4 separate regions of the Homo sapiens genome follow, and all the other regions are linked to region 1. Evidence: chromatin loops called from intact Hi-C (ENCODE). Cell type or tissue: dorsolateral prefrontal cortex. All regions are shown on one strand. Region 1 overlaps PEAK1 (pseudopodium enriched atypical kinase 1). Region 2 has its middle 160 kb from the start of LINGO1-AS2. Region 3 has its middle 77 kb from the start of HMG20A. Region 4 overlaps LINGO1 (leucine rich repeat and Ig domain containing 1).

The links. Hi-C counts contacts between places; a loop is a spot of excess contacts. Peaks named below come from ENCODE experiments on the same cell type or tissue, not always from the same donor. Only the 100,000 strongest peaks of a DNase experiment are listed, where the experiment ranks them.
Region 2: a loop joins it to region 1, with 13 times the contacts of the local background. A loop is called at or near these places in 12 of 110 quality-filtered maps.
Region 3: a loop joins it to region 1, with 11 times the contacts of the local background. A loop is called at or near these places in 75 of 110 quality-filtered maps.
Region 4: a loop joins it to region 1, with 2.4 times the contacts of the local background. A loop is called at or near these places in 3 of 110 quality-filtered maps.

The regions. Positions count from the first base shown.
Region 1 is chr15:77,114,308-77,122,307 of GRCh38, reverse strand. It overlaps PEAK1 (pseudopodium enriched atypical kinase 1), which reads left to right. Exons shown (of 10, transcript NM_001385026.1): 10 at 6,989-8,000. Among named protein-coding and RNA genes, the nearest start is that of TSPAN3, 47 kb to the right of the region's middle. RefSeq lists a silencer at 7,871-8,000. In dorsolateral prefrontal cortex, CTCF peaks have their summits at 3,138 and 3,339 (motif pointing left); a DNase peak (open chromatin) is centred at 3,307.
Region 2 is chr15:77,815,598-77,823,597 of GRCh38, reverse strand. It overlaps a transcript of LINGO1 not described here. Among named protein-coding and RNA genes, the nearest start is that of LINGO1-AS2, 160 kb to the right of the region's middle. RefSeq lists enhancers at 4,401-5,035, 5,036-5,670. In dorsolateral prefrontal cortex, CTCF peaks have their summits at 1,755, 1,954 (motif pointing right) and 3,194; DNase peaks (open chromatin) are centred at 1,927, 3,168, 3,365 and 4,109; H3K4me3 peaks cover 4,324 bases; H3K27ac peaks cover 3,198 bases; H3K27me3 peaks cover 2,062 bases.
Region 3 is chr15:77,493,997-77,501,996 of GRCh38, reverse strand. It overlaps a transcript of HMG20A not described here. Among named protein-coding and RNA genes, the nearest start is that of HMG20A, 77 kb to the right of the region's middle. RefSeq lists enhancers at 3,985-4,784, 4,856-5,150, 5,587-6,387. In dorsolateral prefrontal cortex, CTCF peaks have their summits at 4,794 and 4,996 (motif pointing right); DNase peaks (open chromatin) are centred at 3,796, 4,486 and 5,016; H3K4me3 peaks cover 2,066 bases; H3K27ac peaks cover 7,053 bases.
Region 4 is chr15:77,608,775-77,616,774 of GRCh38, reverse strand. It overlaps LINGO1 (leucine rich repeat and Ig domain containing 1), which reads left to right. Exons shown (of 2, transcript NM_032808.7): 2 at 875-3,748. The coding sequence ends at 2,731. The region is part of intron 3 of LOC105370906 (a long non-coding RNA gene); the gene reads right to left. Among named protein-coding and RNA genes, the nearest start is that of LINGO1, 20 kb to the left of the region's middle. RefSeq lists enhancers at 1-720, 1,947-2,446, 4,653-5,480. In dorsolateral prefrontal cortex, no CTCF peak of the experiment used is centred here; a DNase peak (open chromatin) is centred at 4,841; H3K27ac peaks cover 5,619 bases.

The DNA of each region.
Region 1 (8,000 bases):
AGTTACCTTCTTGAATTTCTCTTCTAGGATCCAAAATCACTTTCTTGGGCATGTGAACATTTTTGCAGCAATTCAAGCTGTAAATTATCTGGCCTACCCAACAGTTCTCATAGCAGATTCCTACAACATGGAGTCCTGAGTACTTTGGGCCCACACAGCGTTTTATATATTAAACACTTAATCTATTTTGAATATAGTTGTAACAGCATTGAGTGTGTGTGGGTCTTAGCTCTGTAGCAGCAAGTATAGCAATACTCCTCCTAGGCAGATCAAGGAATTGAGGTCAATCACTGATCAGCCTGTATTCTTAGAGTGGGATTATACCAAATACTGGATATCAATTTAGAAGTTGCAGGGTTTCATTCTATGCTCACTCCCATTTGCAGTTGTACTTTTGTGTGATATGACAAAATGGCACAGATGGTGTAATGTGTATGATTGTTAATGTTTCTCATTTTTGTCCCTCCACAATTCATTCCCTATAGCATCCATCTCACTTAAGGTTCACTGAGGCACTATAGAATGCATAGAGTGAGATGGAAATGAGATTCCCTGCTGATAAACTGGAAGTAGGCTGAAGGCATACTGGGCCCATAATGGAAAAATCAGAGCTAATGTAGAATATTTTTGAAGAGTCTTATATTTTGTAATTATTGCTTTCTTTGGGGCAAAGGAGAGAAAATTGAATCGAATGACAGAGAGCCATGTTGTTTTGTAGTTTTGTGCAGTACAAAATCAGCAAGCCCCCAGGGCAGCCTGGACTCAACAGACAGCCCTCACTGATCAGATTTCACTCATTTGTGTAGTCAGGTCATTCATGAGTGTTTATTATTCAGGTTTATCTGCCGTTGCCCCCACCCCATCACCTTGCCAACTTTTATCTGTTTCATAAAAGCTGTTCATATATTCTACCTGTTCCGAGTAAATAAGCCCTATGGCAGCACTGGATCAGATGCTGCCTTTTCTCAGAATCTTTTACAGACATATGGAGCAAGTACTACGTGCCTTGCTCTGTGCTAGGCCCTAAAGATACAAGTATCTGCTTGTAAGATAGACAAAAAAATGTCAGAGGAGGGAGGAAAGGGGACAAGGGTTGCAAAACTGTTGGGTACTGTGTTCAGTACCTGGGTGATGGGATCAGTTGTACCTCAAACCTCAGCATCATGAGATATACCCAGGTAGCAAACCTGCACATGTACCCCCTGAATCTAAAATAAAATTGAAAAAAATTATAAAAAACAAAAATTTTTTAAAGATAAAAAATGTGATAACTGCAATAATAGAGATATGTACAAGATATAGAAGTAACACAGAAAGGGGGTTTAGGGTATTTAGCACTTCCTCTCTCTGATAAAGTAATGCCTGAGAAGGGCTTTAAAAGAAGTAGGAATCCCTCAGGCAGATGAGGGGTGACAAGGAGCCCCAAACTGAGAGAACACCTGGAGGGTAGAGTGGGTGGCCGGCTGCAGATAGCTCAATATAGTAAGAGCAAATGGAACACAGGTGGGAAGTAGGACTGGAAAGGGAGGCAAGGCCAGGACTTTCTCCTATGAGGATAAAGCGGAGCCGCTAGGAAATTTAAATAAGGAGGAAATACCAGCTGTTGTTTTTTAATGGCTCTGTAGCCATGTGGAAGATGTATTCGAGGGGATCACATTAGAGGCAGGCAGACCAGTTGGAAAGCTTTTGTGGTTGTCCAGGCAAGTGATGAAGGTAGCAATAGAGATGGAGAAAAGAGGATAATTTGAAAGTTATTTAGAAGAAAAGTCAATGAGAGTTGATAATTAATTAGCCATAGGGAGTGAAGATGCAGGAGAAATCCAAAGTGAATTTGGTTTCTCATCCAGGTAACAAAGCCATTCATCAAGAGAGGGAGTACTGGGAAAGCAGTGAGTTTGGTGGGACGGAGAGTTCAGGTTTGGTTATGTTGAGTTTAAGTAATCTATGGGTTAGGACATATATGGGAAGAAATCAAGTAGGTCATTGTATAGATGAGCCTAAAGCCCAAAGACAAGGGTGCGTTACAAATGTAGACACGGAAGTCAGTAGTGTATATGACATGGTTGAAGCTATGAGCAAGCTTGCGGAAGAGAGTTTGTCAATGAAAAACTAGGATGGAGAGCAGGCACTCCAAACACCAGCACTTCACGGAACCTTTGGGAAAAAGGGTCAATGAAGAAGAATGAGTAACACCATGCCATTCAACGACAGATTAATTCCATAGTCATATCATCCAGTTTTGCACAGGTCCACCTTTCCCCCTATCCCTCTGACTTAGTTGCCTTAAACAGAGTATCTGTTGTTGAGAGAGCATCAAGAGGTATGTCCTCTCACAGGTCCCAGGCTTTGTGATCATTCTGAAAGGTTCAGTAGTGTTAGACAGCACTATCTTCTCCCCAGCTATTTTTAATGGGACTTTACAGTCAAAGCCCCTGATGGTCTACTTTTTAGAAGTTAGCTCTCTAGGTTGAAGTTATTACAAACATAAATGCTTTTTAATGACAAATTTGCCTTAAAGGTATGCAGGGCAGTTGTCATGAGCAACATGGAAAATGAGCCCCTGAACTGAAATGTATGTTTGGAATTAAACTTTTCAGGTTGTGCATGATGAATCATTTTCAAGCTCTGTTTCCCTGCTAAGATTGTAAATGTTGGGTTCTTTGACCCGAGTCTGAGAAGGTCTCAGGAGAGGGTAATTTGGCTATGATTCTGGAAGACAATATGTTGTTTCCCCTCTCCCCCAGTTTTCCAACAGATGATTTATCAGTGGTTAAAGGGTCCCCACCCTCTGTATTTAGGAATCTGGTCAGAATGCTTCAGGATGCTGTGTCTTACAGATGGGAAGTGCTCAGGAGCCATGAGATACTTGTTTGAATGATCAATTGATAATGAATTAATATTTTTCCCTTCTCTGTCCTCACTGATCTTTATTAACCCAGACAAGCAGCCAGTTTCCCTTCAAGCCTCTGTTTTTGCAACTGTAGGTTATTCATGTTGGTGCATATGTATATACCAGCTGACTGGCTGTCCCTTTTGATGTTCCTCTGACTCCTTTGGAGAATAGCTCAAGCGGGCATTTCCTGTGAGCTGGCAAGTGGGCGAGGGTCACTGTGCCCAGGATGGGCTTCTCTTCCTGTCTGTGCTCTTCACACGAGGAGTTCCCTTGGCATGCATTTGGTATTGCCAGCATCATAGAAGCAAAAGCTTATCCAGAAAGAGGCCCTATGGTGTATTTTACAAGAAGATTCAACCTTCAGCAGCCTGGTTTTGTTCTCCTGCTGCACAGTTTATAAGTAAATGACTCCTGGATATTGATATTGCAGCTCCCTCTAGTGTCACTGTGGCTCAGGCTCTCATAGCATTTTTTCTTGCCTTTCAGAAAATATAGACAGCACAGAATCTGCCAAATTCACAGCATTTTAAGTAGATTTTCCCAAACATAGCCAAGGCAAATATGAGGTGATTTTTCCCCTATTAGAAAAGGGAATGTTTAATGAAGATGTAGGACCATTCCAGTTCTAGTTTATTTTTATTCCTATTTTTAAATTTTGGGGGTCCTAGGAGGAGTCCTGAAGTAATCATTTATAGATTAAAGAGTAGCTGGCATGAACAAGTAGAATCTTTCTTGAGATTCCTCCTGCTACTCTTGAGATGCCAGCTACTCTTTATAAAGAAGGAATGTGAATTCTTTTCAAGAAAGATAATGAGAGCCAAGAAGAAGTTACTTTAATCCCTGGTAGAGAAAATACTGGGTAAGGGCAGAAGGAAAAAATTTGACAGGAAGAACCCTATCCATTTGTTCTGAAAAATTGGTTTGTTTTCTGAAATAACTTTTGAACTAGAAATTTGTTATCTGAAGTCAGGTCATTTTGAGGTTTTTTTTTTAACTAAAGGAGTTATTAATATTTGAAAAATGGCTACAATGTGGTACCTAGAATAATATAATACTCCTACCTAAATTAACATCATTGCAGGCTCCATAATAAAGATTTATGAGATACCCATCAAGCAAAATCCTATTATGGAAATCTCCATTGGTCTGTGTTTGGGTTGTAACTGTTTTCAGGGTTATGAACCAAGTAAAATCACTCTTTTTCCCTCCTCTTTTACACTCTAGTCTTCTCCCTTTTGCCTTTGCTCTTAAAGCTAGAGTGACTCATTATTCTTCAACCTGTCTATGTATTATAAAATGAAGAGATAAGGAAGTGCTGCCCACTCAGGTTATCTATCTAGGGAGACCATTTTCCTTTAGAGCATCCAAAATCGTGAAACAATTTATCATTTCTTCTTCGTAAATCACTTTGATCCTTTATCTCAAGTAGATCTGTGAAGCTAAACATAAATTCTTATTGTAGTATCCACATTCTTGTCTACTCACAAAGCTCTGGAGGACCTTATAAAAATGTGTGTGTCTGTGTGAATGTCTAGATATAATTAGAATATCACAATTAAAATACGAGTCACAATTAGAATACCTTCTCTGCTTCTAATATTAAACTACAAGGTCACAGTTTTTTTTTTCAGCCTGACTTGACATAGTTAAAAACTAGACTTGGCCAAACAATTCTCTCTCATAGCTTTAGGTTGCCCTGTCTTGGATTCTAACATACTGCTGGTGTTAACTTGTTTGTCAGGGCTGACCCTGGCTTGGAGGTATTGAATGTTAGCAGTTTCTTTTTGTCTGTCCTCTATCAAATTTGTGATCAGAGAGCCTCACTGCTGTGGCAGGTGGCTGTCGGGACTCAAAATAAAGATCTATTTTTCTGTTTTGCTCATTGTTTCAAAAAATTAGGATTCTCTAAGATTGCATTAGTTTGACATTTGCAAGTTGTTAACTGCTTTAGTCATTATCAGTGTTGCATTTGTACAACTTTGTAGTTTACAGATGTACGCTATATACTTGATCCCAATTAATCCTCACAACTGCCCTGTGAAGTAGATTTCAGTGTTCTTCATATTGTCTCCTTTAATAGGGAGACTGAGACCCAGAGAAATTAGTGAAATGCTCAAGGTTATACAGCTAGTAGCAAAGCTAAATCCCAGGCCTCCCAAGCCCTTGGAGAGTGTCATTTTTTATAATGTAACAGCTAGAGTTTAACCATCCAATCTGATTCAGCCAAATTTAGTGGTATGAAGAGTTGAGACCCTTGAGCTTTCATTCCAGAAGACAATATAATATTGAGCAAATTTAACTGGCAATGGGGATAATGGTGCCATGTGCTGGATCCAACTCCTATACAACTAAACAATGACTAGTATAGAATTTTTAAATACCTGGTAACACTTAAATGTGAAATATTGCCAACAGTGCAGTTACAAAAATAACAAATGTTATGATTGATGAGCATATAGGATTATATATTATACTGCATATACTAAGACTTCGAGAGCTTTCCAGAGATAATATTTTCTGAAAGATATATGTTTGAACTTGAACTCAGGCTGGGGATGTCTGTTCAAGACCAGAAGTTTGCTTAAAAAAGAAATACTTAGTATATCCTCAAACTGAATTAGATAGGTAGTAGAAGACTTGAAGGAACTTGTGCTGAGGTATAGATAGATAGATAGATAGATAGATAGATAGATAGATAGATAGATAGATAGATTGATTGATTTCCATGGCACTGATCACTGATATCAGGCTTCTTTAACTGTAGTAAATATGATAAACTAGAGAATAAGAGAAAGAGAGAGAGAGATGCTTTTCTCCGCTGAGACTCCCTTGTCTTTGATCTTTTTTTTTTTTTAATCTATTTGAATGGAAATCAGAATGTGCTGCTTCTCAGAACTGGGTCCTATCTGAATCTTCCTAAGAATGTGTACATTTTTCTTTTTAAATAAAAATGACTAGAAATTGCTTTTTTAAGTTTTGCTTTTCTGTATTATTGTAATAAACATGCAGTGTAAACACTACAGAGAGTGCATGTTCCTGGGAGCCTTTGATATTTGTAATGTGGCAGTGTGCCTCTGCTGAGGAGGGAGAGCAGAGAATGACCCTCAGTTAACAGGGCTGTGGAGCAGACTCCAGACCAGACTATTATGATCCATGAACTAGTATTAGAGACTCAGTCTTCCACGGTCAGCCTCTCTATAGCATGAGAATAACCCATTTGGGGGTGGTTTTACTTACTTTTTGCTTTGATAACCCCTTAAGAGTAGAAATAGAATCGTCACAGTATGTAGAACTCTTGGCTAACTTTTTTTGATCAAAAAATTCTTCCTTGATCCATAACCACTTAGTAAAGTTCTTTATGAAAGGTTTTATTGCCTCAATAGTGGGTATTAAATGAGGCCTGTTAAGAGAAAGCATAAAACTCAGAAAACCACCATTGAAATGTTGGCTTTGTTCTGACTAGGTCAGACCAGTGACTCTCTCAACCCTACCAGTGAACCATGAGTGCCAGTGTTGTGACCATCACAATGACATTCATTGAAAAGTTAGGAAAACCCACAGTTTACCTGGCCAATGTTATATCACTCTCCTAAGCTGTGAGATGTTGACACAAAGGGCGATGGGTGATGAAATAAGGTATTTTGGTCTCCATTATGAGTCCATTGGCCTGCTGTATCATTCTGGGCTACAAACCTCTACAGAAGTAAGAGAAAAATTATTTCATTGTTGTTGTTCTGATGAGGTGCAAGGTTATAGTGGAAAGAGCAGGCTTTGGCATTAAACAAACTTAGGTTTGCACACATAACCCCGGGCTTTTTTTCTTTTTTAAATTCTTAGATCCTCAATCTACTGTGAAAGGTTAATGTGAGGACTAAAAATGGTACACTTAAAGTGCTCACCACAGCCTGGCATGTAGACAACCATGAGAAATGGTTACCACCATTATTATTGCCACTTAACATGGGGCAAGCCTTGCGAACAACTTTACTATATGATCGTTTGTCCCTAACCAGTCACCTTCCAGTTAATCTTCCCTGATACATCATAAACCTGGTTATGAGAGTGTGAGTTTTGAATTGTTTTATTATCTTTCAGATCTGTAAGAGCAAAGCTAAAGAATCTCAGCAGTATTATCACAGCTTGGCTGTCCGGCAGAGTCTGGCTGTCCATTTTAACATTCAGCAGGACTGTGGTCATTTCCTTGCTGAAGTCCCTAACCGTCTGCTTCCCTGGGAGGATCCAGATGACCCTGAAAAGGATGAGGATGACATGGAAGAGACTGAAGAAGACGCCAAAGGAGAAACGGATGGGAAAAACCCAAAGCCCTGTTCTGAAGCAGCATCATCCCAGAAAGAGAATCAGGGAGTCATGAGCAAGAAGCAGAGGAGCCACGTTGTGGTCATCACCAGGGAGGTTCCATGTCTTACTGTGGCTGATTTTGTGCGAGACTCTCTGGCCCAGCATGGGAAAAGCCCTGATTTGTATGAGAGGCAGGTGTGTCTGCTGCTCTTACAGCTATGCTCTGGTCTTGAGCACCTCAAACCCTACCATGTCACTCACTGCGATCTACGCCTAGAGAACCTGCTACTTGTCCACTACCAGCCTGGGGGGACTGCCCAAGGCTTTGGGCCTGCAGAGCCCAGCCCCACCTCATCTTATCCCACTAGGCTTATAGTGAGCAACTTCTCTCAGGCCAAGCAGAAGAGCCATCTGGTGGACCCCGAGATCCTCCGGGACCAGTCTCGCCTTGCCCCAGAGATCATAACAGCTACCCAGTATAAAAAGTGTGATGAGTTCCAGACAGGCATCCTCATCTATGAGATGCTGCACCTACCCAACCCCTTTGATGAGAACCCAGAGCTGAAGGAGAGGGAATACACACGAGCAGACCTGCCTCGCATCCCATTCCGCTCCCCCTACTCCCGGGGTCTGCAGCAGCTGGCCAGCTGCCTCCTGAATCCCAACCCTTCTGAGCGGATCCTCATTTCAGACGCCAAAGGCATCCTCCAGTGTCTGCTCTGGGGCCCCCGCGAAGATCTCTTCCAGACTTTCACCGCCTGCCCTAGCCTAGTACAGAGGAACACCCTGCTCCAAAACTGGCTAGACA
Region 2 (8,000 bases), 700 kb before region 1:
CTTTGAAAGCGTTGTTCCCTCTCTCTGGAGTCCCCACTTCTCTGGGTCATTGTCTACTCCACCTTCTGGTGCTACGTTGAATGTCACATCCTGCAAGAAGCCTCTCCTGACTCCCTAGTCCAGACTAGACCAGGTCCCCACAGACCTTGTCACAGCATTTGTCCCAGTTGTCATTTTACATTTGTTTGCATGGTGGTTTGGTTTCTCCCTGTCTCATCTGGACTCTGAGGTCTCCACCACGTATTCCCCATGCCTGGCGCAATGTGTGGCATGAAGTAGGCCCACAATGCATATTCATGGAAAGAATAAAGAATGTTGGCTCTCAGTTCAAATCCTGGAACTTCTCCCTGAGCCTTGCTTTTTTCTTCTCTGAAATGGGAATGATAACACCAAGATTAGTGTGAGGGTGAGCCAATGAATGAAAATCTCCTGGCCACACTCTGCCAAGAGTAAAGAGGGAGATCGGGGTGGGGAGGGGGTGGTTGACGCCAGCTGCTTAGGGATGGAAGGACTTGAGACGTGTGGAAACCAAAAGTGATGGGGACAGGTGGGGAAAGACGTGGAGGTGGGGAGATTGGATGTGTTTAGAGATAGCAAGGAGACAGCCCAGCTGGGTGGGGCATTTCTCTGAACACTTGGTGACCTGCTTTTCAGCCTGGCTTAGGAAACCAGGGGTTTCAGAGGAAGTGGGTGGGAAATGCCCACTGCCTCCTCGAATTCCATGTGGGCCACTCTCAGTCTCTCGGCTGGACCTGGTGTGATGATTAGATCTGGAACACTGCCAAAGTTCTCCATGACTGGCCCATGAAGATGGCTGGAAACAGCAGAGCGGCCCTGGGCAGGCATTTATTGGGGCACTGACCCAGCCTCTGTGGTGGAAAGCAGCCAGCCACCAGCCCCTGGTAGAGGAGCTACCTCCTGGAGCTAGCTGTCCAACTGGTCTTGTTCCTGGTCCCTGCCCCAGGCCCCCAGCTACTACTGCTCTGGCCGTAGAGTGGGCCTGGTCATTATTCATGCCATGCCTCTCTGTAAAGCCTGCTGGAAGGAAGACGTGGCAACAGCCTCTGGCCACCAGCACAAGGGCAGGACACAAGGGGACCCCAGAGAGGCCTCTGCACATGACTGCCTTTGTGCAGAACTCCTGGATAGAGGGCCTAGGCTTGGACTTGCTGGGGAAAATAAATGACATAGACTCAGGTTCGTCATCCCTGTGGTGCATATCAGCTTGCTCCCATACTTAGGGAGGGAGTTAAGGCTCAGAGAAAGTGTGCCACCTATTTGAGTTTGCACCGCATAGCTGGGCATAAATTCCCAAGCACGGACACAAAGGCTGTGTGGCTTCCAAGACAGCAGAAGTAAGCGGGAGAACTGGATGGTGGGAAATGGATGGGGATGCAGGCTGAAATTGCTGCTCTGCAAGGATGTCAGAGACTCTGGGGAAAGGCTGTTTGTCTCTGTGTGGCTTCCCTAGGGCTCACCTGGAAGCCCTGGGAAGACTCCTCAGGAGGCGTGCTGAGCCAGAGCAGGCAACAGCCATGAGCTCATCTCCCTTGAGACCCCCAGGAAGTCTGGTAGGGAGGTAGAAGGAAAATGGTCAGGGAAAGAGGGAGAGGGGAGACAACAGGGACTTTGGGATGGGCCACAAAGCCAAGCTCGGACACGGGGAAGAAAAGGCCATTTGCCGCATGCCCGCTGTGTGCTGAGCCATTCCTGAGCATCGTCCCTCGTGGATTCTTTGCCAGTCATGTTACTGGCAATGTATTTTTATTCCCATTGTACCAAGGAGGACACTGAGGCTGGAACTGATACTGGATCTGCCTGATACCAAAGTCTAGGGTCTTCACAGGGCACCTTCATGATGGGTGGGTACAGGAGCCTGGCCCTTCCTGGACTCACATCACAGCCACAGCGCAGCCTGGGCTTCTCCTACTTCCAGCTCCGGACAGCAGGGGGAGGCTGTGCTGCGTCTGGCTGTAGATATGGGTGCAGAAGTGGGTCTGGGCTTAGAGGGGAGAAACAGAAGAGGGGGTGGCCTCTGGCAAAAGCTGCTGGGTTTGGGAAGCCCTTAGCCATACCTCTGTGACGGCTGAAAGGTGGGGGTGGGGGCTGCTGCCTAGATTTGCCAAGTGGCAGCTCTGCTGCTGCCCCAGAACAAAGTCGAAACTCCTCAAATCAAGGATTTATAGCTTCTCTTCCCTCCAAAACACCCATCACTCCATTTCCCACTTCCAGGTCTTTGCACATGCTCTTCTTTTGGCATGGGATACCCTTCGTGTTCCTTTCTGCCTGGCCAATTCTTACTCATCCTTCACTATCTGGCTTCAATGTCACCTCCTCCAGGACCTCCTCCACCCACCACAGCTCTATCATACCTCCCTTATTCTTATTTTCTGAAGGTAGGAATGTGTCTAAATCATCTGTGTCTCCAGGACCTAGCACAGGATGGGGCATATGACAGAAACTTCCTGAACAATGGGCAAAATGCATCCCTCTGGAGAGCAAGGGACAGCCTGGGTGGGAGTAAGGGTGGGGAGGGGGCCCTGAAGACGAAATGCTCACGTGCTAGACTTGTCCAGGATCAGGCTGACCGGGAGCGTAGGGGTGCACTTTACTTCCCAGGGGTGTCATGAGGGTCCAGGGAGATCTTGGATGTGAGGGAGCTCTGCAAACGGTAGGTCCCTGTACTGACTCAACTTTACCTCGTTCCCTGGTTTCCCTGATGAGGCAGTTGGAAGGAGGAGGCAGACCAGTCCTGGTGAGTGTCCGGGGTGGCAAGGATTGCAGTCTCAGCGGTGGCCTCAGCTCTCACAGGCAAGGAGGTGGGACTCTGGGGGCTGAGGGACTACCTTGGGACTCCCCCTTCTATGGGGACCTAACACCATATCAGAGCTGGGCATGGGCTCAGAAATGATGGAAGCCATGCCCTTCCCAAAGGGGGTAAACTGAGGTGCAGAGAGGGGTCGGCATTTGCCCAAGGTCACACAGCAGGAGCGGGACGCCAGCCCGTGAGCCCTGTCCTCCCAGCATGACAGGTGTCTTCACCTGGAGTTCAGACTCAGACGGCAGCTTCACTGACCCCCATCCCCCGCCACGCAGTCCAGGGCGCTCAGCCTACACCGCCGCACACCCATTGTCGGCCCAGAGGCTTGGCCGCTGAGCGCCCCCTGGATGGCGTGGTCTGACCGTCCTTCTCCTTGACTCACCTCCAGCCCCGAGGGCCGGGCTCCACGGCGGCGGAGAGGGCGTCGCCCGCACGGCCCCGGCTGTGCCACCGCCCCGGACTGTTCCCGCGCAGCGAGGTCCCTTCCCCGGGGCCCCCGGGTGGGGCCGGTCGAGCCGGGTGCGCTATCCCTTTAAGCCCGGGCGAGATGAGAGCTGTCAGCGGCAGCCGAGGCTAGCGCGGGACGTCGCCACCCTAGCGCCAGGCCGGAGCTAGCAGCCGCGGAGCCGCGGAGAGCGGAGGGGGCGGCGGGGCCGGGCGTGGCGGGTCCCCTCGCCGCCCACTGCGCGCTCGAACCCTGGGCCCCGCGAGCGGCGGGCGGCACCCGCTGTAATGCGGAGAATGTGAGAGGCAGCGCAGGGCGGTGGGGAGGAAGGGGCGCGGGAGAGGGCGGCGGCGAGACAGACGGAGAGCAGCGGGGAGAACGAGGACCGGGCTGGGCAGGTGGGACAAGGCAGGGAGGCGCCGGAGAGGCCGGACTGGAAGGGGGGGAGAAGGGCGGCGGCGCCGCGGAGGGGGCCGGCGCTTCCCGCGGGAGTGCGAGAAGCCCGAGTCGGCACCTGGGCCCAGGTTCGGGCTGGGAGCGCGGCCGCGGCCCGGCCAGGCAGGGTGCGGGAGCCGGGCCGCCCGCGGGGTCCCTACGGGGAGCAGCGGGGCACCTAAGGCCGGCGGGTCCCGGAGGGGCCCAGGGCCGCGCTCCGCAGGCTCCGGCCGTCCCGGCAGGGGGTCTTTGTGAGCGCTCCAGGAGGGCGAGTCGGGAGTGCGGAGCCGGGTGTGCGCGCCTGGGTGTGCGCGTGTGTGCGCGAGTGTGGGCGCCGGGCAGTGGGGGCGCGCGGTAGAGATTCTGCCGGCATCGCATCGTGGCGAGCAGGAGGCAGGAGCGGGACGCGCAGGGGAGCCGGGACCCTCCCGCGCACACGCACATGCACACGCTGCGCGCTCTCACGCGCATACACACGCCCTCCCTGCCGCGCTCGCCGCCGCGGCCACCATCGCGGAGCCGAGCCCTGCGGAGCGGGAACCGAGGCCGGAGCGGGGACCGGAGGCAGCCGAGCCGGGGGATGCCGGCCCGGAGCGGAGCCGCGCGCGGACGGCGCGCCCGGGACGGTGAGTGTGGCCGGGCCGGGACGCTGCAGCGGGGCCAGGGCCGCAGGGGCGCAGGCCGGGGAGCCGGTGTGTCTGCCCGCCGGCGGCGCGGCGCGCGCGGCCTCTGATTGGGCGGGAGCCTCGGGGGCAGCGGCGGGGGTGGGGTGCTGGGTGCGCGTCCGTGGGGGGCGTGCACGCTTGGGGCTGGGAGGGGGCGTGCTCGGCAGCCCAGGCCGCGGCCCCGCCTCACCCTTACCTGCAGCTGCAGCCCCGACGACTTGCAGCAAGTTTGTGGAGCCCCTGGGGCGCGGCGGGCCGGGAGGGGTGGGGACGGAGGCGCTTTGAGGGTGCAACTCCGGCCTTCCTTTCCAGAGAAGAGAACGCGAGGGGAGTGGGGCGGGGGCGCGGGCCGGGCCGTCTGGCGGGCGGAGGGGTGCGCCTCCAGCTCCTCAGTCGCGCAGCCGCCCGCTCTCTGGGACACCCACCTAGGCCCGCGGCGCCGCGCTGGAGCCGCTCCGGGCGCCAGACTACTATGACCCCGCTAGGGTCAGGCAGGACCGCGCGGGGACAGCTCCCAGGCCCAGGGCCTGGGATGTCTTTGCAGGCAGGAGGAAGACACCAAGGTTCAGTTGGGGGAGTGCGGCGACGTGCCCGGGCGTGTATGTGTGTGTCCCCGCGCCTTCTGCTCCTCAGGACGGTGGCTGGAAGAAGGGAACTTGCCGCAAGGCGCGCCCCACCCGACCTGGACCCTCAGGAGCTCCCAAGAGGCCGGGGGCGTCTCCAGGTCTGCCGGCCTGGTGCCCCATACCTGCTTGGAGCCATGCCCCCGCGTGCCTCACTCTACATTGAGGTTGTGGCTGTGCTTTGTACCCTCTCCCATTGTGAGTCTCCTCCCACACTCTGGACCTGTACTGGCTGCCTGAGGGAACCTCCCCACACCCCTAAGTGCCAACCCAGCCAGTCCTGTGGAAGATGGGATGGAAAGCTGTGGTCCAAGATGGTGCCTCTGAGAGGGAGAGAACCCCGTGTCTCCTGGAGTGAGAGGCCCAAGGAAGGATCTGGGGTCAGGACTCCTGCAGGTTCCTCATCCTCCTTGTTTCCAGGGCAGGTTTTTCCTCCTCTAGGAAGCCTTCTCTGGTTGCTCCTGAGTCCTTCCAGCTTGGACTTCCCTGGGGTTGTAACTGCTGGGATCCCAAGCAGCCCCCATCCATATGCCTTCTTTCCTGCCACTCGCCTGTGAACCTGTGTGGTTAGAAGTCTTGATCTCAGCCTGGATGCTGTGTGGAGGGGTGTGGTGGCTGGACCAGTCAGTATCTACCTGGGTCTCTGGAGTATGGTAATGTCTATGGTAATATCAGCTTTCAGGCTTAAACCTTACTTCCACCTCCATTATCCTTCTGGAATCTCTCAGCCACTTTGTGAGAATGCAGGACCGGTGGGCAAGTTGCTTATCCATTTCACAGAGGAGGATTTTGTGGCAGAGATGGAGGTAGTTTTCTAAGTCTTAGGACAGCCCTTTTCCACTGCGAGGGTATCCGCTGACCCTGGTCTTTGGTGAGGCATGGAGGACACCCAGGCCTTCTTTATTGACCTGGCAGGCGGGCTCCTGCTGCGTGTGGCACGTTTACTGGGCTGGCGGCTGTTCTCAGCTGGAGGCAGTTGAACAAAAGCTCCTGACCTGTGGGACCTTTTGACCCTAGCTTGGTTAAATATGTGCTTCCTGGATTTGGGGCCAGAGGCTGTCAGTGCTTTGCTTGATGGTTTGGAAGCCCGGCTCCTGTCATCCTCTGCACAGCTCTGGGAGTTCACTACCATCCCAGGGATCCGAATCACTCCCGCCCAACCTGGCACTCTATGCTGGGTCCTGGCATTGTCCTTGTGTTTGGGCCCCAAAAGCCTTCCTACCCTCTCCATCCTAGAGCCCCTCTGTGGGCCAAAGATGCCCCGTGGAGATCTAAATGTGCACTGGGGGAATTGGAGGGGACTCTGGTGGCTATTGTGGCCACTTCCTCCCCAGGTGGCCCACCTGAAGAACAGGAGGTCAGAGCTGTCAGCCCCAGGCAGGCTTCTGTGACTTCCCTCAGTCCTGCTGGCAGCCTGGAGTCATCCCCAGGGCCTTCGGGGTAAGAGCTGTTGCCCGGGAGTTACCACTGGGGGTGGGGCTGGGCCTGCTGGATCCTGGCGGTGGCCTCCTCAGCCTTTGCTGGCTTCCCCGTCCCGGGCGGCCTCTCTCTGCCTCTCCCTGCTCCTCCCTTGTTGGCTCTGGCTGATCATGGCCTTTCTTTGCCATTGTTTTTTTCTTCTCTCTCTCTCTCTCAGCTCCTCTTCCTCTTCACCTGTGGCTCCCTAAGCTCCAGACTTTTGCCTCCTGAGTGTTGACCAAAGCTCTGGTTGACATCCAGGTGGCTGGAGCATGGCAAGACGCCTAGCTTGGTTCCACCCCTATCATCCATGCCTGCTTGAACCCCTGCCCCGGTTCTTCTGGTACCTCCACTCCCACCCCAACCAACTCCACAAAATGAACCCTTCATTTGGGGTCCCAAGCCATGGTGAGGGGGAGACCAGGGGCACTTATTTGGCCCCTGGTCTATTCTGCCGGGGATGAAAATTCCAGCCAGGGGCTCCCCACCCCTACTGGCTGCTCCCTTTAGGAAAACAGCCACTTCCTCACCCCAGCCTCCTGACTGGGAGGGAGCAGTGCCCAGTGTGACCCCCTTAATTTCCCTCCCCAGGCAAGACCTGACCCTGCTATATTTGTGTTTTAAATTGTAAAGATATTCTAACAAACCCAGTGATAAGAATTTATTGAGTGGGCTGGGCCTTGGGGTGGCTCAAGGTGGAAAAGCTGCCCCTGACCTCTCAGGCATAGCTTTGTGGGGGCTGAGGGCTACCCTGACCAGTCTCAGAGTTTCTTCCGTGGGCTTCTGGGGCCCAGACCCCTGTTCCCAGGAACCACACCTTGGCTGTTACTCTCCATGGCCTGGAGCCTCGCTTCACATTTGGAGGTATCTTCTGGCTTGAGACCTGGACTGAGTGCTGGGGATACCAGTGATGAGCCTGGGCCCCTCCCCGGATGGGCTCTCAAAGGGGAAACAGATTTGGACCCATACCTCTGAGTATTAGTGAAGCCGGCTGGGTAACCAAGAGGCTCAGTGGGGGAGTGGCAAGGGGCTGTTTCAGAAGGAGGGGACTGGCGGGGCCTTGACCTGCTGAGATTTTCCGGCACTTGATCTATGCTCAGTAAATAATTGTTGACTAAATGAGTGAATGGAGAATGCGAACGTGAGTGGGGGCTTTCTAGGAAGATGGCACGGCACTGGCAAAGGCATGGAGGTGGGAAGCGCTGGGCAAGGGTAGAACGTGTTTGCAGTGGAGTAGTTCACATGGGGGCATGGAGAAGGTTGGCACCAGACAGAAGAGGATCCTCAGTGCCCATCTGAGGAGTGTGGGCTGATTCTGAATTCAGGGCTTGCAGCGTTGAAGTTCTGGAGGAACACAATTAGATGTGCGATATAAACCACGTCTCTGGTGGTCTTGGGTGGGGTTGTCCAGGTGCTGGGAAGACCTGGGTGGGGTGATCTAGGTCGTCAGAGTTCGGCGAGGGCTCAGGATTCACCAGTCCTACCACCTGGGCATACAGAGGTGGCAAGTGTCCTGAAGTCATAGATGCAGCCTCCAATACTGGCCTTGCCAC
Region 3 (8,000 bases), 380 kb before region 1:
ATTTCTGATCTAGGGGCGAGATGAAAGCTGGGCCTGGAAAGGGATGCTGGGGCCAGATCATGCCAGGCATTGAATACATGGTTAAGGCATCTGGTGTTTCTCCAAGGTTAAGTCAGAGGTAGGAATGCATGATATTCAGATATCCCCAGATTTGCCCCCTCTTCTAAGGCACCTTCCCTCCTAGAGAGTGGCTCCCAACATCCCAAGAAGGGGATCCTTCGTTATGTTGCCTTTTAGTGAACAGAGAAAGACTGAAGGAGGAAGGGTCTGGGGGTACACCTGGGAGTCAATTGTTAGGCTTTCAAGCCCAAAGTACCTAAGGATGATCTAAGTGAGATGTCAAATAGCTGTCACATATCTGAATCTAGAGCTGAGAGCTGAAGATAGTGGTCCTGCTTTAAATGATGGGAATAGACAAGTCTCTTCAGGAAGGAATGTAGAGGGAAGAGAATGCAACCCAGGTCGGAGCTCTGAGGTTCTCTACTTCCAGGGCTCAGATGGAGTCCCAAGAGAGCCTGAGAGGCAAAAGAAAGCAGGAGACTGTGATGGCAGAAGCCGAGGGAGAGGAGTCACTTAAAAGAAGGGAGGAAATCATGCCCAGTGCTGCTGCAACTTTTGGAGGCTGAGGACAAGAGAGTGTTCTGGTAATGAGGAGATCTCTCAAGAAGTTGCCAGGAGCAACTTCAATGGGGTGGTGGGTGTGGAAATCAGAGAGAGTGGAGGTGATGCAAACAAGTCTTCAGAGACATTCTAACCTTTGCAAGACAGATGAAATGAAGCATTAGTCATAGGGAAGGATGCAGGACTGAACTAAACTCAACAGACTTACTACTGAGTGCTTACTTTGTCCCAGGCACAGTGCCAGGTTTGGAGATACAAAGATGAGAAGAGACAGGACTGAATAGCCACACACCAATATGATCAGTATCAGAATAGGCATACGTAACAAGTGGTGCTGGCAAGAGGGATGCTGGAGCCGTGAATTCTGAGTTTGGGGATCAGGAAAAGCATCACAGAATGGGTGCTATCTGATCTGGGCTTGCAGAGCAGGAAGGACAAGGTAAGAAAAGCCTTGCCAAGCAGTAGGAAAGAGGATTTCAAAAAGAAAGTTTAAAAAAGAACAGGGAGGGCCAGGCGCGGTGGCTCATGCCTGTAATCCCAGCACTTTGGGAGGCCAAGGCAGGTGGATCCCCTGAGGTCAGGAGTTCAAGACCAGCCTGGCCAACATGGTGAAACCCTGTCTCTACTAAAAATATAAAAATTAGCCGGTCATGGTGGTAGGCACCTGTAATCCCAGCTACTTGGGAGGCTGAGGCAGGAGAACCGCTTGAACTCGGGAGGCGGAGGTTGCAGTGAGCCAAGATCGTGTCATTGCACTCCAGCCTGGGAGACAAGAGCACAAGAGCTGGACTTTGTCTCAAAAAAAAAAAAAAGAACAGGGAGGGTTTGGGGAACAGCGAGTGGTCTGATGTTGCCTAATGGGTAGTGGTGATAATGGGCCACACAGTAACAGGAGATGCATTTGGAGACATACGCCACCCACTATGGGATAGGCCCTTGCACCCTGCTGAAGAGACTGAAGTTTATAGAAAAGGGGGAATATAAAGAATATAACATTGGTCCACCTGCTCTGTGCCAGGTACCTTAAATACTTTCGAACATGGGTTTTGCAGTACAAAGCAGACCTGAGTTCAAATTCTGGTTCTGCAAGGTGTAATAGCTATGTGGCTTTAGGTCCTTTAACCTAGCTAAGTCTTAGTTTCATCTTAGTTTCATGCTAATAATTCTTATCGTATAGAATTTTTGTAAGGCTTAAAAACAAAAGCAACTACCACAACTATGATCTCATTTAAAATAGAGTGATATGGCTGGGCGCAGTGGCTCACGCTTGTAATCCCAGCACTTTGGGAGGCCGAGGCGGGTGGATCATTTGAGGTCAGGAGTTCAAGACCAGCGTGGCCAACATGGTGAAACCCTGTCTCTACTAAAAATACAAAAATTAGCTGGGCATGGTGGTGTGCCCCTGTAGTCCCAGCTATTAGGGAGGGCTGAGGCAGGAGAATCCCTTGAACCTGGGAGGCGGAGGTTGCAGTGAGCCAGGATCGTGCTGCTGCACTCCAGGCTGGGCGACAGAGTGAGACCCTGTCTCAAAAAAAAAAAAAGAAAAGAAAAAGATATTTGCAAGACTAATCTTGCATTTTAGAAAAGTTGCTTTTGTAGTGGTGTGCAGGACGAACTGGTGGAGGGGAGTTAAGAGGGGGACAAATGAGACTGGCTATACTAAGTCTAGTTAGAAGGCTATTATAGAACTAGTTAATAGCAAAAAAGAGGAAAAACAAAACAATGGGCTATTAGGAGAGCCCCAGGAGAGCTGAAAGCTGAAGACCCCCACAAAGGCCTGTCCTGGAGGTGTTGAGAAGGGCCAGCTGTTAGGGGGATTCCAGGGCTCTGTGTGTGTGTGTGGGGGGGAGCATTCTGTGAATGAGATGTGGAGGGCTGGGAGCAGGGTAAAGAGCTGGGGAGAGGCGTGTAGGATTCCAGGCTCTCCAGCTTCAGAGAGCAGTGGAGTTTTTAACTGAGCTGACAGGTATTAGAGAAAATGTGGGTTTGGGAAGAATACATATTTAATTTTGGACAAATTGAGTTGAGGATTCTGCAGGATGCCAGATGGAGAAGCCCTGAGGGAGCTGGAAAGAGAGATCAGGAACTCCAGCAAGGGCGACTCAGCTCTGAGCTGTTTTATGCAGGAGGGAAGGCCTGGCACTGGAGGAGGAATGCCAAGGTCCAGATGATGTTTGAGCATCCTAAGTGTCGGGATTTTAGATCAGGTGGGAATAACGGAAGGCACAGTTCCCACAGAATGGTAGAATGTATTAGAATAGTATGTGCTTCATTTATTTTCCTGGAGACTTGGAGATTGAGAGCTAGAAGGGGTCATCCAGTCCTATATGAAGTCTTCAGCACCTTCTAGGGCCAGGCCCTGAGAATAAGTAAGTGGGGAGACAAGAAAGTCTTCCCAAGAGTAGAATGCCAGCCAATAAAGGTGGAAGGAATAATGGACTTATAAAAAAATCACAACAGCATGGTGAAGATTCAGACTGATTAGTGGATTTTATAGTCCTATTCAAATCCCCAAGGTTTTAGTGGAGAGATGGAGATCCGAAGGGGTTAAGTGGCTTCCGAGGTGATGCTGAAGTGGCCCAGTTGGGAATAATAGGACGGTGTCTTTGTAGAACCCAGGAAAATGTTTTTCCACTATGAGATTGTTGTATGCCTTTTGAGATACATGGGGCAGATTAAAATCTTCATTTCACAGATGTGAAAAATGTCTCCAGGAGCTGAGGAGACCTGCTTCAGGCTGCACCAGTGCTAACAAGCGGCAGAACCGGATGTGAACCCCAGAGTTCCCATCTCCCACGGCATGCAGAACTTCTTCGGCTACCTGAGCTACAGGAACCCTGGGAAGCAGGGCCAGAGGTGCCTGGGGACTGCAGCCCACTGGGGTGGGCATGGGGAAAGAGGAATATCATTTCTGGTTCAAGTTGCTAGTTTTGCAGAGTGTAAAATTACTGCACAGGCCCCAGAGAATAAACAGAGTTAACACCCCATTAAATACAATGGACTTTCAACGTGAGCTCTAGACGTGCCTAGATTGAAACTAGCTGAGCAAGAGCTGGCCCGTGAGTAAAATGTATCACATGCACTCCCTTAATGCTTCCAAAGAGAAAAATCCAGCGCAGGGAGAAGAAAGTGCCGGCAGCAGCTCTGCAGGCTCAGGGCTGAGGATCCGGTAATGAAGTCTTTCTGGAAGGTAAGAAAGGGCTGTGTGCTGCATGCTATTTTTAAACATGCTGGAGCAGCACATGTATCCCTGGCCCACGCACTTTCTCCAGCAGAGGAGGGGCCTGGGGGATGCAGCCAGGAATTTAGATGCTATTTATTGTATTTCCTTTTATCAGTCAAATGATTTTCCTATTTCCCACCTAGATAAAGATCTTCCACTTACAGCTCCAGCTTGTTGACCTTGTCAGGACTGCTGTGCAGCCTGAAAATTGGTCCCAGAGAGAGAAGGGCATTGTTTTTAGGGGGTTGCTTGGCGGGTTGGGTTTTTCTTCTCCCAGCAGGGAAGAGATTGGTTTACAAAAAAAAAAAAAAAAATTAAAAATCTTCCAGAAAACAAAAACTGATTGTTTTGTGCCTTTTTGCAGAACTGAAAGGCTGTCCAAGTATAGTTCACCAGCCATCCCCCTTGCATCCCCCTAATATCTCCACCCTACGTTTCACCAACACACACACACACACACACACACACACTCTCTCTCTCTCTCTCTCTCTCTCTCTATTAATATCTCTTTCTTTCTCCTGCAGCAGCAAGCCTGGCCCTGGCCCCAGACCCACTGCTGTGCTGCTGTCTTGGCAGGCAGCAGGGCAGAGGGGGGTGGCAGCTCTGTCTAAGCTTGTAAGCTGAGCCAGTCTCTTGGCTGTGCCAGCTCTGAGGCCCCTTAGAGATGCCAGTATGCCTGAGTGGGAGCAGTTGCAGCTTCCACTCGGCTGGAAGCTTTGGAGCCAGCCAGGCCTCCAGAAGCTGCATTCTCAGGCAAGGGTATGGCCCGAGGGCTGCTAATCAGCAGGAGGCCTCCTCTTGGGCAAGCTGCCCTCATTGTCTCGCCTTGCCTAGGCCTGCTGGCCAGGTTCACAGGCCAGAGACAGTGCCACTCTTCCTCACCTTCTCGGGAACGGGACCAGCAGATGCTGTGGGAGGCTGGGGTTTTATTGTAAATCCTCATGATTTCTGGCTCATTTAGAGCCACGAAACACAAAGAGAGCCAGCTAGAAGGAGGGAATCCAGCCCCTTGCAGGTTCATCATTTGAACAGCAAGGAGCTGCAGGCCCCTTCCACACTTGCGAGGGTCGGCTATGGATTGTAACAGAGCTGCCGGCTTTCAGGAACCCCAGGTTCTTTCCCACCATTGCAGTGTTTCCTAGCCGGGACAGCAGAGGGCGCCAGCTCTCCTGCCAGCACTGGGTCCCGGGCCGTCCTCCCGCACATCTGGAAATGGGCTCTATCACTCTCTTGCGAAATAAGGCCAGGGATCTGTCTGTGTCGGATGAATTGGCACCCGAGTGAGCACGCATACACATCAAGAATTCCACTTTCTCATTACTTCTATTTCTCCCTCAAGAGCACTTGTGGAATGTGGGGAATTTGCCTTGCCAAGGCGGCCAACACATCTGAGTCTTGGGCTTGGTCAGGCCTCGGTGGAGCGCTTGGCGGGACCACCTCTGGTCTGAAGACTTTGCCCTTCCCTCCGACATGCAGAGAGGGGGAAAAAGTAAACGGGAGGACAGGACCTCCCAGATCTTTTCCCCTGGGGAAGAAAACTAAAAATGTTTGGTCCTGACCTTCCGGGCCCTCCTGAAGAAAGCAAATGTCCCACATTAACAGGTCCTTGAGAAAGAAGATATAATTCCAAGAAAGCATTTTCTTAAATTACAAGTGATCAGAAATACCAAAGGTATGTGCAAACAATGGAGATGGAAAAGGAGAAACTGGATGGAGGAGGGCAGAGCTGAAGCCAACCCAGGGGCCTGGTTGCTGTTCTGAGGCTGCTTCCTAGACTTCTGAAAGCTGCATGCATTTAAATGTCCACATTTTCTCGCAGAAGCCAGCAATCGGTACTTCCCTTGGCCAAACAACACATCAGTCTAATATGGTGTGGGAGAAATATGTTACATTCTTTTATGAACAGAATGTTAACATCACCTAGAATCAATATTTATATCCAAGAACACAATGAACTGGCTTGTTTTGTGCTGCATGGGTTTAAGACAGGGACATTTGGGAAGAGTAGGGAGGCCGCCCCTCCTCCCACCCAGAAAGGCAGACCCGGGCAAGCAGGCTGAGGCTCCGGCATCTTCCAAAGGGTTTCTGCCTGGGAGACCATGCTCGGCTCCCTTCCTCCCTCACAGTCCTTTGTCTCCTGGGATTGCAAGAGGAAGCCAGAAGCAGCCAGTGGGGCAGGAATTTGTGGCGAGGTTCAGGACGTGAGGCAGCATCCTGTCTGCAGGACAGCCACCTACCATTCGTGAGGGCTGCAGTGGGGGAAGGAGGGTCAGGACATGCATCCCAGCATTTCCTACTGCAGATCAAAGTAGGGGCGGACACAACTTTACACAAGTCCTTGGATGAGGGGCTTCTAGGGGATGAAAAACTAGGAATAAGGGGGGATGACACTTCTCTTTCATGCTGCTATTTTTTGGCCAGGCAATTGTCCTCATTTGAGGCAGCCATTACAACAGAGATGGAAGCTGAGGTCTCCTGGCCTTGGAGTGCTGCATATTCTTCCAGAGGCTTTTGGGACACTCTATCTAACTCCTTAGGCTGGTTTCTTCCTTGATGCCGTTTTCCACTTTACTGCCTTTTTTTGTTGTTGTTCTTTATTTTTTTGAGATGGAGTCTTGCTGTGATGCCCAGGCTGGAGTGCAATGGCACAATCTCAGCTCACTACAACCTCTGCTTTCTGGGTTCAAGCGATTCTCTTGCCTCAGCCTCCCGAGTAGCTGGGACTACAAGGCATGTGCCACCACACCCAGCAAATTTTTGTATTTTTAGTAGAGACAGGATTTCACTATATTGGCCAGGCTGGTCTCGAACGCCTGACCTCAAGTGATCCACCCGCCTCAGCCTCCCAAAGTGCTGGGATTTCAGGCGTGAGCCACCACGCCTGCTGGCTTTACTGCCTTTGGAAGCTACTGGGCCTGCAGCCTGGAGTCAGCTGCTTGCTCCTTGCATGTACAATCCTTACCTAATTAGAAAAATAAAAACAAACAAAAGCCTTTCCCCCTTTCCCAGAAGATTTAAGGTTTGCCTGCAACAGACCATCTACAAATGTGAGACTTCTCTTCACCTAAGCAGACTGGATTGGGGCCTCATTTTGCAGAGCAAGCAGGCCTACTTCATTTTCAGATTCGATGCTGAAGGTCACCACTTTCAACCGTAGCACTTGTCTCTCATTAAATGTCTGGAGCTCATTATGATATATCTTGCAGAAAAGTCTTTGCTGCTTTAATAGGCATGATCTTTAGAAAAGATCCCTTGGCTTATGTGTAAGATTGAGGCATGATTAATCTTGGCCCCATTTAGTTGTGGGTCACCAGTGTTCAGGCTAGAGTGAGACCTCTCTGCATGATCACAATTTATAATTTTCCATAATCTATATCTTTTTTTATGTTGTTAGCATGTTTTGTTGCTGTAATTCATTTGGTCTGAACTATTGCTTTCATCTAGTTCTAAGAAACAACCAGTAAATATCCCAATCACATCTGCTATAAAACCAGCCAAGATAAACATATTATTTCATTATAAGCCACTATGTTTAGCATCCTCTTTACGGCTGCAAAGCTCCCCCTGCAGAAATCTCATGTGGCAGACTCATGTAAGTTTAAATATTCTGAACATCTTTACAGGTACTGACTGATTTAAGCCAATGGAAAAGTCTCACTTGGGTCCAGATGTTGTTCTGATGTCAAGGGCAGGATGAAAGAATAGTGAAAGTTAGCAGTAGGGGCCGGGTATGGTGACTCATGCCTGTAATCCCAGCACTTTGGGAAGTTGAGGTAGGTGGATTGCTTGAGCCTAGGAGTTTGAGACCAGACTGGACAACATAGTGAGACCCCCATCTCTATAAAACATGGAAAAATTAGCCAGGCATGGTAGTGCACATCTGTAGTCCTAACTACTTGGGAGACTGAGGTGGGAAGATCTCTTGAGCCCAGGAGTTCAAGGCTCTAGTGAGCTATGATCACACCACTGCATACCAGCCTGGGCAACAAAAGAAGACCCTGTCTCAACAACAACAAAAAAAGTTAACATTAGGGCAAAGAATAAAACAGTGAAATCTTTAGCCAGGGGTGGCTGCAGTTGGTAGGGTTTGACTATCTGCCTTCAGAGCAGTGCCAGGATCTGGGAGAAAAGTTCTAATAAAAAAAGTCTCCTTGGA
Region 4 (8,000 bases), 490 kb before region 1:
GCAGGAGTCAAGACCAGGAGGCAGGAAAAGACATTCTCCGGGCCCTGGGCTCAGGAGCCTGAGCTGGGTCACCGATGGGACCCAGAGGAAGTGGAGAGTCACAGATCCCACCAGGAGTCCAGGCTGGATTTGGATTTGCAGGTGCAGGGGGAGGAGGGAGGGCAGCTTCAGGGCTGGGCCTTCTGGATGAGGGTGTCCCCCAGCAATCCAGGAACCCCATGGGTGACAGACCCGTGAACAGTGTCAGGTGCCATTGGTTTACTGCAGACCCAGCCACAGAGCTGATGGGGAGGGGGCATGGCGTCTGCACCGGGGGAGACTCAGGGCTCAGGGCTGAGCGAGTGGGGCCCCCAGCAGCCTCAGAAGCCCTGGCCGTGCAGGCTAGGGGTAGCCACACTCCTGGTTGCTCTGCTCCGGCTTCTTGGGGGCTGTTCCTAGAGGCCTCAGCCCTTGAGCCCCTTTGATCCCCACTGTGAGCCCAAGAGCGGCTCAGCAGGTCTGGTTTTATCCCTGATGAGCACCAGGGGAGCTGTGATTCAGGGCAGGGTGTGTGCTTGGAGTCAACCGCCTGTGAAATGTAAAGGAGGTGGCGCCAATGCCAGGCTGTCTGAGGTGACCCGCCCCTTCCCTGAGCCCCTCCATTCCAAGGATGCTGGGAGGGTCCTTTGGGAAGACTCCAGGCAGGGTAAGAGGCAAGGAGGGGGCAGCATGAGGAGGCCAGAGGCCCTCTGGCCTGGGCATCTGGACCCTGCCTCTCTATCTGCATCAGGGTCATCGTGACAGGGCAGGAGGGGCCCAGGTGGCTTGGGGTGGCATCCAGACACACACTGCCCCCTAACCGCCACCTCTGTCCTGTGCTTGCTCCCGGCTGCAGGTGAGCAAGAGGATGCTGGCGGGGGGCGTGAGGAGCATGCCCAGCCCCCTCCTGGCCTGCTGGCAGCCCATCCTCCTGCTGGTGCTGGGCTCAGTGCTGTCAGGCTCGGCCACGGGCTGCCCGCCCCGCTGCGAGTGCTCCGCCCAGGACCGCGCTGTGCTGTGCCACCGCAAGCGCTTTGTGGCAGTCCCCGAGGGCATCCCCACCGAGACGCGCCTGCTGGACCTAGGCAAGAACCGCATCAAAACGCTCAACCAGGACGAGTTCGCCAGCTTCCCGCACCTGGAGGAGCTGGAGCTCAACGAGAACATCGTGAGCGCCGTGGAGCCCGGCGCCTTCAACAACCTCTTCAACCTCCGGACGCTGGGTCTCCGCAGCAACCGCCTGAAGCTCATCCCGCTAGGCGTCTTCACTGGCCTCAGCAACCTGACCAAGCTGGACATCAGCGAGAACAAGATCGTTATCCTACTGGACTACATGTTTCAGGACCTGTACAACCTCAAGTCACTGGAGGTTGGCGACAATGACCTCGTCTACATCTCTCACCGCGCCTTCAGCGGCCTCAACAGCCTGGAGCAGCTGACGCTGGAGAAATGCAACCTGACCTCCATCCCCACCGAGGCGCTGTCCCACCTGCACGGCCTCATCGTCCTGAGGCTCCGGCACCTCAACATCAATGCCATCCGGGACTACTCCTTCAAGAGGCTGTACCGACTCAAGGTCTTGGAGATCTCCCACTGGCCCTACTTGGACACCATGACACCCAACTGCCTCTACGGCCTCAACCTGACGTCCCTGTCCATCACACACTGCAATCTGACCGCTGTGCCCTACCTGGCCGTCCGCCACCTAGTCTATCTCCGCTTCCTCAACCTCTCCTACAACCCCATCAGCACCATTGAGGGCTCCATGTTGCATGAGCTGCTCCGGCTGCAGGAGATCCAGCTGGTGGGCGGGCAGCTGGCCGTGGTGGAGCCCTATGCCTTCCGCGGCCTCAACTACCTGCGCGTGCTCAATGTCTCTGGCAACCAGCTGACCACACTGGAGGAATCAGTCTTCCACTCGGTGGGCAACCTGGAGACACTCATCCTGGACTCCAACCCGCTGGCCTGCGACTGTCGGCTCCTGTGGGTGTTCCGGCGCCGCTGGCGGCTCAACTTCAACCGGCAGCAGCCCACGTGCGCCACGCCCGAGTTTGTCCAGGGCAAGGAGTTCAAGGACTTCCCTGATGTGCTACTGCCCAACTACTTCACCTGCCGCCGCGCCCGCATCCGGGACCGCAAGGCCCAGCAGGTGTTTGTGGACGAGGGCCACACGGTGCAGTTTGTGTGCCGGGCCGATGGCGACCCGCCGCCCGCCATCCTCTGGCTCTCACCCCGAAAGCACCTGGTCTCAGCCAAGAGCAATGGGCGGCTCACAGTCTTCCCTGATGGCACGCTGGAGGTGCGCTACGCCCAGGTACAGGACAACGGCACGTACCTGTGCATCGCGGCCAACGCGGGCGGCAACGACTCCATGCCCGCCCACCTGCATGTGCGCAGCTACTCGCCCGACTGGCCCCATCAGCCCAACAAGACCTTCGCTTTCATCTCCAACCAGCCGGGCGAGGGAGAGGCCAACAGCACCCGCGCCACTGTGCCTTTCCCCTTCGACATCAAGACCCTCATCATCGCCACCACCATGGGCTTCATCTCTTTCCTGGGCGTCGTCCTCTTCTGCCTGGTGCTGCTGTTTCTCTGGAGCCGGGGCAAGGGCAACACAAAGCACAACATCGAGATCGAGTATGTGCCCCGAAAGTCGGACGCAGGCATCAGCTCCGCCGACGCGCCCCGCAAGTTCAACATGAAGATGATATGAGGCCGGGGCGGGGGGCAGGGACCCCCGGGCGGCCGGGCAGGGGAAGGGGCCTGGCCGCCACCTGCTCACTCTCCAGTCCTTCCCACCTCCTCCCTACCCTTCTACACACGTTCTCTTTCTCCCTCCCGCCTCCGTCCCCTGCTGCCCCCCGCCAGCCCTCACCACCTGCCCTCCTTCTACCAGGACCTCAGAAGCCCAGACCTGGGGACCCCACCTACACAGGGGCATTGACAGACTGGAGTTGAAAGCCGACGAACCGACACGCGGCAGAGTCAATAATTCAATAAAAAAGTTACGAACTTTCTCTGTAACTTGGGTTTCAATAATTATGGATTTTTATGAAAACTTGAAATAATAAAAAGAGAAAAAAACTATTTCCTATAGCTAGTCGGAATGCAAACTTTTGACGTCCTGATTGCTCCAGGGCCCTCTTCCAACTCAGTTTCTTGTTTTTCTCTTCCTCCTCCTCCTCTTCTTCCTCCTTTCTCTTCTCTTCCCCAGTGGGGAGGGATCACTCAGGAAAACAGGAAAGGAGGTTCCAGCCCCACCCACCTGCCCACCCCGCCCCAGGCACCATCAGGAGCAGGCTAGGGGGCAGGCCTGGGCCCAGCTCCGGGCTGGCTTTTTGCAGGGCGCAGGTGGAGGGGACAGGTCTGCCGATGGGGGTGGGAGCCTGTCTGCTGGGCTGCCAGGCGGCACCACTGCAAGGGGTGGGAGCCTGGCTTGGGTGTGGCTGAGACTCTGGACAGAGGCTGGGGTCCTCCTGGGGGACAGCACAGTCAGTGGAGAGAGCCAGGGGCTGGAGGTGGGGCCCACCCCAGCCTCTGGTCCCAGCTCTGCTGCTCACTTGCTGTGTGGCCTCAAGCAGGTCACTGGCCTCTCTGGGCCTCAGTCTCCACATCTGTACAAATGGGAACATTACCCCCTGCCCTGCCTACCTCACAGGGCTGTTGTGAGGAATTGATGAGATGATGTATGTGAAACACTTTGTAACCTGTAAAGCGCTGTGCACACGTGTGGGTGACTGTTCTCATTATGGTCATTATTATCTCACTGTGGGGGATGGGGCTGCCGAGGGGCCCTCCATGGGGGTAGGCCTGGGGGGGTGTCAGGGGGAGTGCTGCTCCAGGGACTTCCAGAGGCTCCTCCTAGGACAGCGGCTGGGGCTGTGGCTGGCAGCACTGGCTGGAGAAGGGGGCTGTAGACCTGAAGGGGATCCTGAGGCTACGGGCATAGAGAGTCCCTCACCTCTGGTCTGATGGTGGGTCTGACTGCCAGGCCTGATGGTAACAGCTCTACAGGGCTCAAGGCTTAGCTCCCCAGAAGCTGGAGGCCCCCTACAGCATTGGCCTAGACTGATGCAAGGATTGGGAGCATCAGCTCTCCCCAAGCCTTCTTTGCACAGCATTTATCAAGCACCTACTGTATGCCATTTCCCATGCAGAGTGCCCAGGCTGTGGGGACTGGGAGAAGCAGTTCTGGGGCTGCCCTTGAGGCTTCCCAGGCCCAGTCTGGTCCCATCTTCCACCAGGCCATGCTCTGAGCCTGTCCTGGGCTGTTAGGGCTTCTGTGTTTGGGGCTGGGATCCACCTGCACATGAGCAGACCCGGAGGCTCAGAAAACAGACCCCCCACCCGTTGCTTCCAGCCGTGCCCATTCAAACCAAATCCAGCAGCTCCAAACTTGACCCTGGAGAGGGATGCCCCTGACAACACAGTGTGAAGAGCCAGGCAGTCACCTTGTAAGTTTCCCATCGGCCATGGACCTTGACCCAAAAAGCTGGGCCAGTAGGTCAGCCAGCAGACCACCCCCAATCTCTGTCAGGAAGGAGGGGCTTCAGGGTCAGGGAGGCCTGGTTTCTCCCTTCCAGGTTCCCTCTTTCCTTGGGAACTCCTTGGGTCCAGCCCCATAGTGGACCCAGGGCGATCCTGTTGCTCATTCTTCCGGCTAGGGGAGAACCCCAGCGATGCTAGAATCAATGGGCACAGACCCAGCTGAACGTGGAGGGGGAGCAATAGGGAAGTCAGCCCTCACAGCAGGAGACTTCCGGGATGCAGCTCCTCCCACCAGGGTTCTTCCCAGGGCCCACGCCCCCACCCAAACTGGCACAGCTACATGCCTAGCACCTTCTAAACCAAGCCTCTGGTGGGATGGCGTGGTGGGCGGAGTCTTGTATGGAGTTGGCACTCGATCACTTATTCATTCATTCAATCTAAAGGCATCTCTGAGAGGCTGCTTGCCTCCTGGTTCCAGCTGAAGCAGTTGGTAGCCGTAGCTGGGCCAGCCTGCCCTCTCCCCCATCTCCCAACCACCACCTAAGGCTGTCCCTGGTTCTGGGGGAGGCTCAAGCCTTCTGAACTATCCCCTTTCTCAGGCTTTATCCCCTGAGAAGAAACAGGATCCTCTCCCCATAGGATCCTGAGTCCAGGACTATTGGTGTGCAACGGTTGAGGGTCCCTGTGGGCAGCCTAGACTTGTGATTATAAGGCTGTAAGGTTTGAGGTCAGGTCTGAGTTTGAGTTCCATTTCCAGCACTTACCAGCTGCTCGGCATTGTTACTTAACTCCTCTGAGCCCCAGACTTCTCGCCTGTAAAACAGACGATATTACTTGTTCTGGTCATCAGGAGGATGAAATGAAGGCACGTGGGTTGGCTTGTGGATTGGTGCAGTGCCTGCCATTCAGTCAGTCCTCTACAACTGGCAGTGGTGATGACCCCACTCTTACACAGATGCAGAGGGGGAGGGCCAGAGAGGGTGGCAGCTTATCCTAAATCGCACAGCTTCTAAGTGACCCATCTGGGGCCTGGTTCCAGACTCTCAGAGCCACAGACTTCTAAAACTGACTCAAGGCTTCTCAGAGCCACTTCTGGGCAGGAGAGCATTCAGAGGAGCACGAGGGACAGGGGGAGGGGTCCTTGGGTCTGTATACAACAGGAGACCAAGTGAGTCTTCAAAAACCCCACAAGCCTGCCCCTCCTCCCAGGAGAGACCAACACACGGGCCCCCTCCATCGTCCCAGCCCTGCCCCTCCTCCCAGGAGAGACCGGCGCACGGGCCCCCTCCATCGTCCCAGCCCTGCCCCTCCTCCCAGGAGAGACTGGTGCATGGGCCCCCTCCATCGTCCCAGCCCTGGAAGCCCAGTTGGCACCGTCCTCTGCAGGAGGCAGCTTATATGGGTTCTTACTAACCCCTCTGGGATGCCTCAAGGCTGGTAAGAGCAGGGAGGTCAAGGGGCCAATTTATTCCTGGCTACTGGGAGAGAACGGCCCCCTGAGGAAACTCAAGAACATGAGAAAATTACTAGGTTGTTTTCAGATGGGGGCAGGATCAGTTTGGGGGAATGTGAGTGCCCAGGACCCATGGACTGGGTTTGCCCAAGCAGAGAGGACTGGGGACTGGGCAGAGCCCAGGTGGGTTTTAGTCCAGGTGCAGCCCCTTCAGAGCTGTGTAACCTTCTTCTGTGGAAGAGGGTCGTGAACTCAACTGCTGCTAAAAGCACTGCTGGATTTAAAGGGCATCGTCTGGGAAGCCAGGCTGGAGAGGCTGCTTTCTTCATGCCTGGACAGCCTCTGAGACGGGGAAAGGAGGAGCAGATACTGCCTTGCCCTGGCACACACACAGCTGGAACCTGAGCCCAGAGGTGGTTTGAAGGGTCAGAGCCTTCCTGGGCCACCCACATTCCCCCAGAGCCCTGATGGCCCTGCTCTGCCTCAGACCCCATGGGGTGTTGGAGTCAGGATGCCCTGCTGCCTCAAACCCTATTGGGAGCCCGCTGCTCTGCTCACCTTTTAATCTGGGGCCAAGGGGATGAGGTTGGAAGAAGCTGTTGGGGAAAAGGCAAGATATTGAATCCTGAGAGTCCAGCCTGCTTTCCAGGAGACTGAAAGCAGCACAGCCTCCAGGCCTGCTCCTCTATGAGGCAGACATGCCGGAACCAGAAAGGATGCTGAGACTGGGAACCCACCATCGACATTCAAGTGGACCCACCCGAGGGTGGCACCAGGAAGATGAGTATTAGAGGGAGCAGTGAGCACCAGAACCCTTCCCTGGTTTACCCCTCACAAGTCAGAATACAAGGCTCAGAGAGGGAAGGTAACCTGCCTAGAGTCATACAGCAGAGTGGTAGATGGAACGTGAGCTTTGGAGTCAGGCTGACCTTGGTTCAAATCCCACCTCCACCATTGAGTCCCACATGCAGAATAGGGTTAACTCCTATGTTTACAGGGTGTCTGGGAAGATCGAAGACAGTGTTGTAAAGTACCCACCTACACAGGGTGTGGCACCTGTTGGGTACACTAATGACCACTGTTACTAGCATGACATCTTTATGGGCAAGCAAGGGAGTGGTAGCTGAACTCAAGAACTGGTAGGGTAAGGGACTGTGCGGGACACAACAGGGATGGCAAATGGGTTGGGGTAGAAACCAAACCTGGCCATACCCTCTGCTTTGCCACTGGAGGCCTCAGGGCTGTGTGGAGAGGATAGAAGCAGACTCCAGCTCATGAGCCCTGTTTGCCCAGGAGAGAGAGTGGCTGTGCCCTGGGGCCCTGGAGGACAAGGAGACAGGGGAATATGTCACAGAGAGCAAGGGAGAAGGGGTAAGAGGAGGAGTGTAGACCCCTGGCTGGTATCAGGAGCCCCTGGGGAAGTTCTGCCACCAGCTGGCCAAGGGCCCTTGAGTATTTTAGGGCCTGAAGTCAGGGTTCATGAGGTACAAGGAACAGGGAGCACAGCCCACTTGGAGCTAAGTGATTTATGGAACCCTCAGAGAACCTGCTTCCATATCACCTTTCCTGCTTCTTTCCCCAACTTGGTGCCCTCTGATGACATGACAGCCTGTACAGGACTGAAAGTCACCCACTCATCCCCGCCCCAGCTCCCATTCAAAAACCCCAAGCTCCAGCCTCCTTTGTAGTCTGGCTAAGGCCTTTGATTTCTTCATTCCTAGTCTCCAGAGAAAAAAAAAGGCTGAATGGTCACTCACCAGCCAATCGGTTGGCTGCCTTGAAGTCAGGTGCCCATCCCCTTGTCCAGTCAGCTGGGGCCAAGGAGCTCAACCTTGCACAAGCCAAGTTGGGGTGAAGATGGTGCAGAAGGCATGAAGGATTGGATCAGTTATCTATTTCTGCATAACGACCACGCCCACAACTTCGTGGTTTAAAACAACTGTTTATTTGTTCCTAGCTCTGGAACTTGGGCAGAGCTTGGTGAGAACAGCTCATCTCAGTTCTGTGTGGCATCGACTGGGGAGACTTCACTGCCGCTGAA